Linked DNA regions of Homo sapiens: region 1 is linked to region 2. Evidence: chromatin contacts called from ENCODE Hi-C or POLR2A ChIA-PET data. All regions are on one chromosome and are shown on one strand. The core of a region is the stretch at or near the end of the contact, and the rest is flanking DNA. Distances in the headings are between cores, read along the strand shown. Region 1 overlaps NLK (nemo like kinase). Region 2 overlaps KSR1 (kinase suppressor of ras 1).

Region 1 (2,700 bases), core at 112-2,611, 490 kb before region 2:
GGACAAAAGCCTAGGTTTTAATGGGCTACTTGCTGAGATGACAGGAGGCCACCTGGGGCCCTTCCCAGGAGACTGGATTAACTATACCTTTACAAATATGCTAGAAGCCTCCCAAAAGTCTGCATCCTTAGTAAGTGAAATAGGTAAAAGCTCATTCTGCAGAGGGCGATAATGAGAATAAGGGTCTTTATTGGCTTTGGTTCTTGGTAGAAGAGTAAAACAGAAATATGTCTCCACTGTGAATTCTTAGTAAGTCTGCACCCTTTGTGACTAAAATTCAAACTAGTGGTGTGGCCTGAAAAACTCAAGTCAAAAATTTACTTAAAAGTAGGTGGTACTACTAGATACTCACATCATCTCTGGAAAAAAAAAAATCTAATACCCTGCTTCAAAAAAATCACAAAAAATAAAGTTCTAATGTCATGGGCTCACAATTTTACAAAATCACCAAAGAAACAAGCACCTACAAGTAAGAGCCAATGTATTAGACCAACAAAGACAGCAGATAAGAGTATTATCAGATGCAAACATAAAATATTTTTAATGTATTTGAAAAAATATAAAAGGGGGAACAAGTATGACAGAATAGGAGACTATTAAAACGGACCAGGCAGATTCGAAAATAAACAATATTTATTACCCATGGAATTTAAACATGCATACTAAAATTTCAAGGGCAACTGAAAGAACAAAATAAGGTATGAAACTTACAAATAAGGGGTGGAAAATCTCAAGCAATTCAAAAGAAGGCAAATAAAGAGAAAAATATGAAAAGCAGAACATAAGAAATATATAAATAAGGTGGTAGGGACAAATTTAAAAAGATCAGCGCACTCATCTCGGCAGTCTGAGACCAGCCTGGGCAACACAGTGAGACCCTGTCTCTACAAAAAGTTTTTAAAAATTAGTTGGGCGTGGTGGCATGTGACTGTGGTCCCAGCCCCTTGGGAGGCTGAAGTTGGAGGATTGCTTGAGCACAGCAGGTGGAGGCTGCAGTGAGCCGTAACCGCACATCTGCACTCCAGCCTGGGTGACCAAGCAAAACCCTGTCTCAAAAAAAAAAAAAAAAGAAAAAGAAGAAGAAAGAAGATCAGTAAGCACAATTGATGGAAATGAATTAAGTGTTTCCCTTAAAAGATTGTCAGACTAGATTAAAAAGCTGAATTTAAATGTATGCTGTATATCAGAGACATATAAAATATAAGAACAGAAATGCTGAAAATAAAAAAATAAAAAAGAAGTTAAAACATCTACCAAAACACAGAACAAAGAAAACTGGTTAACCACTTCCAGTTAGAACACAGAAATATGACACTTTGCATAACAAGGAGAAAAGGTTAGATAAGCAATGAAATCATACTTTTTGTTGGGTGGTTGGTTGGTTAGTTGGGTGGTTGTATACAAGAAAGCTGAGAACTCAAAGAACGTAAATGAACTAAACTCCAGAGAAAGAGAAGCCCTTGCTAAGAGAGAAAACACTCCAAGCCCTTTTCATCCCTGGGTCACAGTGGAAAGAAGAGTAAACTGCATGCTGAAAGCAGGGCAAGAGAAACCAAAATAATCTTTTAGCAACCTTTCATTGGCTGAAGATATTTGACTTAATTAATTAAAACCTGAGGCTCTCCAGACCTGTTCTGCCAATTCTTTCTGATGAAGCCTTCACGTAGGATACAGCAGGATTGCTGAGAGGGATCGCCCTCAAGTAACATGGTGCCTTAAGTGAATGTAAGGTTGAAGGCAGGACAGGAGTGCCTACAACTAGTCAATGACATTGGACAGTGAAACTGAAAATAAAAATACCATTTCCAATGGCATCGAAAAATATTAAATACTTAGTGATAAACTAAACATGTGCAAGGCCTCTAAAATGCAAGCTCCCAAACACTGCCAAGAGAAATTAAAGACTATAATAAATGGAGATCAGAGTGGTTGACAAAGGCTGTTAAAAAAAAAAAAAAAAAAGTGGAGAGCTATACCATGTTCATGGAATGGAACACTCAACTTTCTTAAAAATTCTCTTCTATTTGATCTACAGAGTTGACATCTTCCAATAAATATCCCAACAGATTTTTAAAGAAACTGACAAGCTAATTCTGTAATGATATGAAAACACAAAGCTTCTAGAGTAGCCAAAATAATCTTGAATTAAAACAAGTAAGTTGGAAGACTTACGCTATCTGACTTCAAGAGTTACTTTAAAATAGTGTTTCTCAACTGAGGGTGACTTTGTTCCCTAGGGGACATTTGGTACTGTCTGTAGACATTTTTTGATTATCACACCTACTGAGTGGCTACTAGCATTTAGTGGTGGAGGCAAGGGATGATGCTGAACATCCTATAATACATAGGAGACCCTCCCACAGCAAAGAACTATCAGGCCCAAAATGTCAATAGTGCTGAGATGGAAAAATCCTGCTCTAAAGCTACAGTATATAAAGACAGTGTGGCATTAACATAAGACTAGACCAAAAGACTAATGAAACAGAAAAGCTTAGAATTTCACTATATTTATATAGTCAATTGATTTTCCACAGTGGAGCAAGGCTATTCAATAAGGGTGAAAAAATCTTCTTAAAGAAGGATGTTGTGAGAATAGGTAAAATTAGTATTTTAGAATAGTGTTTTACTTTAAAATTAGTATTTTACTTTAAAATTAATATTTTACTTTAAAATTAGTATTTTAAAAAACAAAACAACAAA
Region 2 (2,925 bases), core at 325-2,824:
CACTTAAAAGCTGACTCTTCCACAATTCTTTAAAATCCAGGCATAAGGAGGAAGCAAAGAAGGGCTGACAAATTACCCCAAAGATCTCAGCTTGGGTGGCAAGCATGGGGACAAACCAATCGCCATCAGGGCCCAAGGTTCAAATTCTGGCTCAGCCACCAACTGCTGTGTGCCCTTACCCAAGCCCTTTCCCTCTCTGAGCTCAGTCTCCTGTAATATGTGAGAACAAGAACACCAGCCACACTTCTGTTGTGTTTATTTTCAGCATCTGCCGGGAGACCTGGCAGGTCAAGATTTTCTGAATTGAGTGCAACTTTCTACACTGTGCCGTGTTCAGAGGACTTGATACAATGAGGGCAGAGAGGAAATTAAGCCCGATCCTCTCTGGGAAGAAAAAACCAGGCAGAATATAAACCTTGGTGCCTTCCTTAAGCCTCAGGCAGACGGAGATAAGACAGGGGCCTCAGATAATTAAAAACCAGGCCTGATTCCATTCATGAGGCTTATTTTAATGCCTTATCTATGTGGTAGTGGGACCATTAAGTCAGGCATTTGAAGCTGTTTCCGACGCAAGATTTAGAAAGCCTGTGAATAATTCCCAAGGACCTCGTGGCAAGGCCAGGATTACACACTTTGCCTGGGACAGCCACGTACACACTCCCAGCTAAAGAGCCATAGAGTTTCCCTAATCACCCTTGGCTCAGGCCCACATCAGCATGTGCCTTCTGAGCACAGAACCCAGCCAGCAATGGGGACAGGAGAAGACGGGGAGAGGGCTGGGGGCTGGAATGTGGGAAGCTGGCAGAGGGTACACAGAGCCCTCAACAGAGAGGAAACCATGCCAGGCCAGCCCAGCCCAGCAGACAGGCCTGGGATTTCTAACCATGGCTGAAACCCCTCAGATTCGGCCTGGCCAGACCCACCAGGATCCAGAGCCCTGAGGACCCTGGGAGAGCTTCTCAGGAGGCTGTGAACATCCAACCCTGGCCTTTCCAGGCTGCCCCAGAAACCCTGGGCCACGCTTGCCCCGCTCCATCACCCACCATAGTGAAGGCCACAGCCCCAAGGGCACCAGGCCAGGCAAGGGAGAGGGTGGCAGGCCCCACGTACCCAGGCCTGTCACCTTCCGCAGGCAGGTGAGGGCATACTGCAGACGGCCACACTCATCCCCGCTGGCCCCACAGCGCCGCAGCGTCTCCTTCACCTTGGCCTCATTCATCTCCAGCAGGGCATCCAGCGTGAGGTCTCGGGGGATCTCCTAAGGGGACAGAGGGACAGGCAGAGAGGCGGTGAGCAGTCGGCTGGGCCGGGAGCCCCTCAGCCTCAGGCTGGCCTCCTGCTGAGTGGCAGGGGCCAGCTGCTGGCTGGGCCGGCCTCTGACCAGAGCCACCACGTGCTTGGGGACACAAGCAGAGCTCCCTGGCCCCCACCCTCCAGGCTCCCAGAGACAGCAGCTGAAGCAGACTCGGTGGGGGGTGAGGGGAGGAAGTAAAGACCAGAAAGGTTTGGACGAGGGCATGTTGCCCAGCTTGTTTCTTCTTACTCCTCTGCACAGAAAAAAAACAGCGAGTCATAACAACTTTTTAGAATGACGAGTACTTCAGACAAAGATGGCCCTTCACAATTTTGTTGTATCTGAATCAGATAAGAGAGATTTCAAATCAAACTGGCTCAAGAAAGGAAGGATTTAAAAAAAAAAAACAAAAAAACCTCACCAAACACTGCAGAGGCACTTACTGCCTCACCTGATTTCTATCAAAACTTTTCACTGGCCCCACCTGACAGATGAAGAAAGAGGCTCAGAGAGATTATGTCACCTGCACGAGGTCACTAGGCCATACGGTGAAGAAAGTGGCAGGCAGAATTTTAAGGTGGTCTTGTGACCTTTGTCCCCTGGTGTTGCTCCTGATCTTGTTACATTACAGAAGTCTCCCTCTTATCTGCAGTTTCAGTTACCAGCAGCCAACCATAGCCTAAAACTATTAAATGGAAAATGCCAGAAACATTCCAGAAATAAACAATTTATAGTTTTAAACTATGCACCATTCTGAGTAATGTGATGAAATCTTGCGCCATCCAGCTCCATCCCACCGGAGACGTGAATTGTCCCTTTGTCCAGCGTCTCCACACTGTCTCCACTCCCGGCCTGTTTGTCACTTAGTAGCTATCTTGGTTATCAGATCAACTGCCACGACCTCTCCCCACATAGGCACTTTATCATCTCACAGCATCACAAGATGAGGGGTGAGAACAGTACAGTAAGATATTTTGAGAGAGAGAAGAGAGACCACATTCCTGTAACTTTCATTATAGTGTATTGTTATAATTGCTCTATTTTGTTATTGTTGATTATTAATCTCTTACTGTGCCCAACTTACTAACTTTATCAGAGGTATGTATGTATAGGAAAAAACACAGTATACATCATATATATATATATTCAGTACTATCCATGGTTTCAGGCATCCACTGAGGGTCCTGGAACATATCCCCTACAGAAAAGGGGGTATTACTATATACAGCAAAAGGGAAATTATCCAAGTAGGCTTCATCCAATCACAAGAGCCCTTTAAAAGCAAAGGGTTCTCTTGAGCTGGTAACAGAGAAGTCAAGAGACCTGAAGCGTGAAAAGCAGACTTTGAAGGAGGAGGGGAATGGGGGTGGCCTCTGGGAAAAAAAGTAGCCCCTGGCTGACAGCCATTGAGGGAATGAGGACCTCAGACCTCCAGCCACAAGGAAATGGATTCTGCCAATAACCTGAATGAACGTGAAGTGGATTCTTCTCCAGAACTTCCAGGTAAGAGGAAGGCCTGGCCTACACCTTGACCTCAGCCTTGTGAGATCCCAAGTAGGGATATAAGCAGAGCCTGAGTGGATTCCTCCACCTAGAGAACCATGAGATGATAAGCGGGTGGTGTGTTAAGC

What was found. A loop is a pair of places that touch in the nucleus more often than their neighbours do. ChIA-PET counts read pairs that join two places held with the same protein, here RNA polymerase II (POLR2A). Pooled maps may share reads with other maps.
Region 1: a loop to region 2 is called in a pooled map, with 2.9 times the contacts of the local background. The contact joins two enhancer-like sites. A Hi-C loop is called at or near these places in 1 of 50 pooled maps. POLR2A ChIA-PET finds 5 or more read pairs at or near these places in 2 of 52 experiments (activated CD4-positive, alpha-beta T cell and activated T-cell).

What each region holds. Positions count from the first base shown.
Region 1 is chr17:28,070,697-28,073,396 of GRCh38, reverse strand. The region is part of intron 1 of NLK (nemo like kinase); the gene reads right to left. Among named protein-coding and RNA genes, the nearest start is that of NLK, 29 kb to the right of the region's middle. Within about 2 kb of position 1,361, at least 4 of the 41 ENCODE cell types and tissues checked have a DNase peak (open chromatin) inside an H3K27ac peak, as active enhancers do.
Region 2 is chr17:27,575,825-27,578,749 of GRCh38, reverse strand. KSR1 (kinase suppressor of ras 1) reads right to left here. Exons shown (of 21, transcript NM_001394583.1): 3 at 1,111-1,258. Among named protein-coding and RNA genes, the nearest start is that of LGALS9, 54 kb to the left of the region's middle. Within about 2 kb of position 1,574, at least 16 of the 41 ENCODE cell types and tissues checked have a DNase peak (open chromatin) inside an H3K27ac peak, as active enhancers do.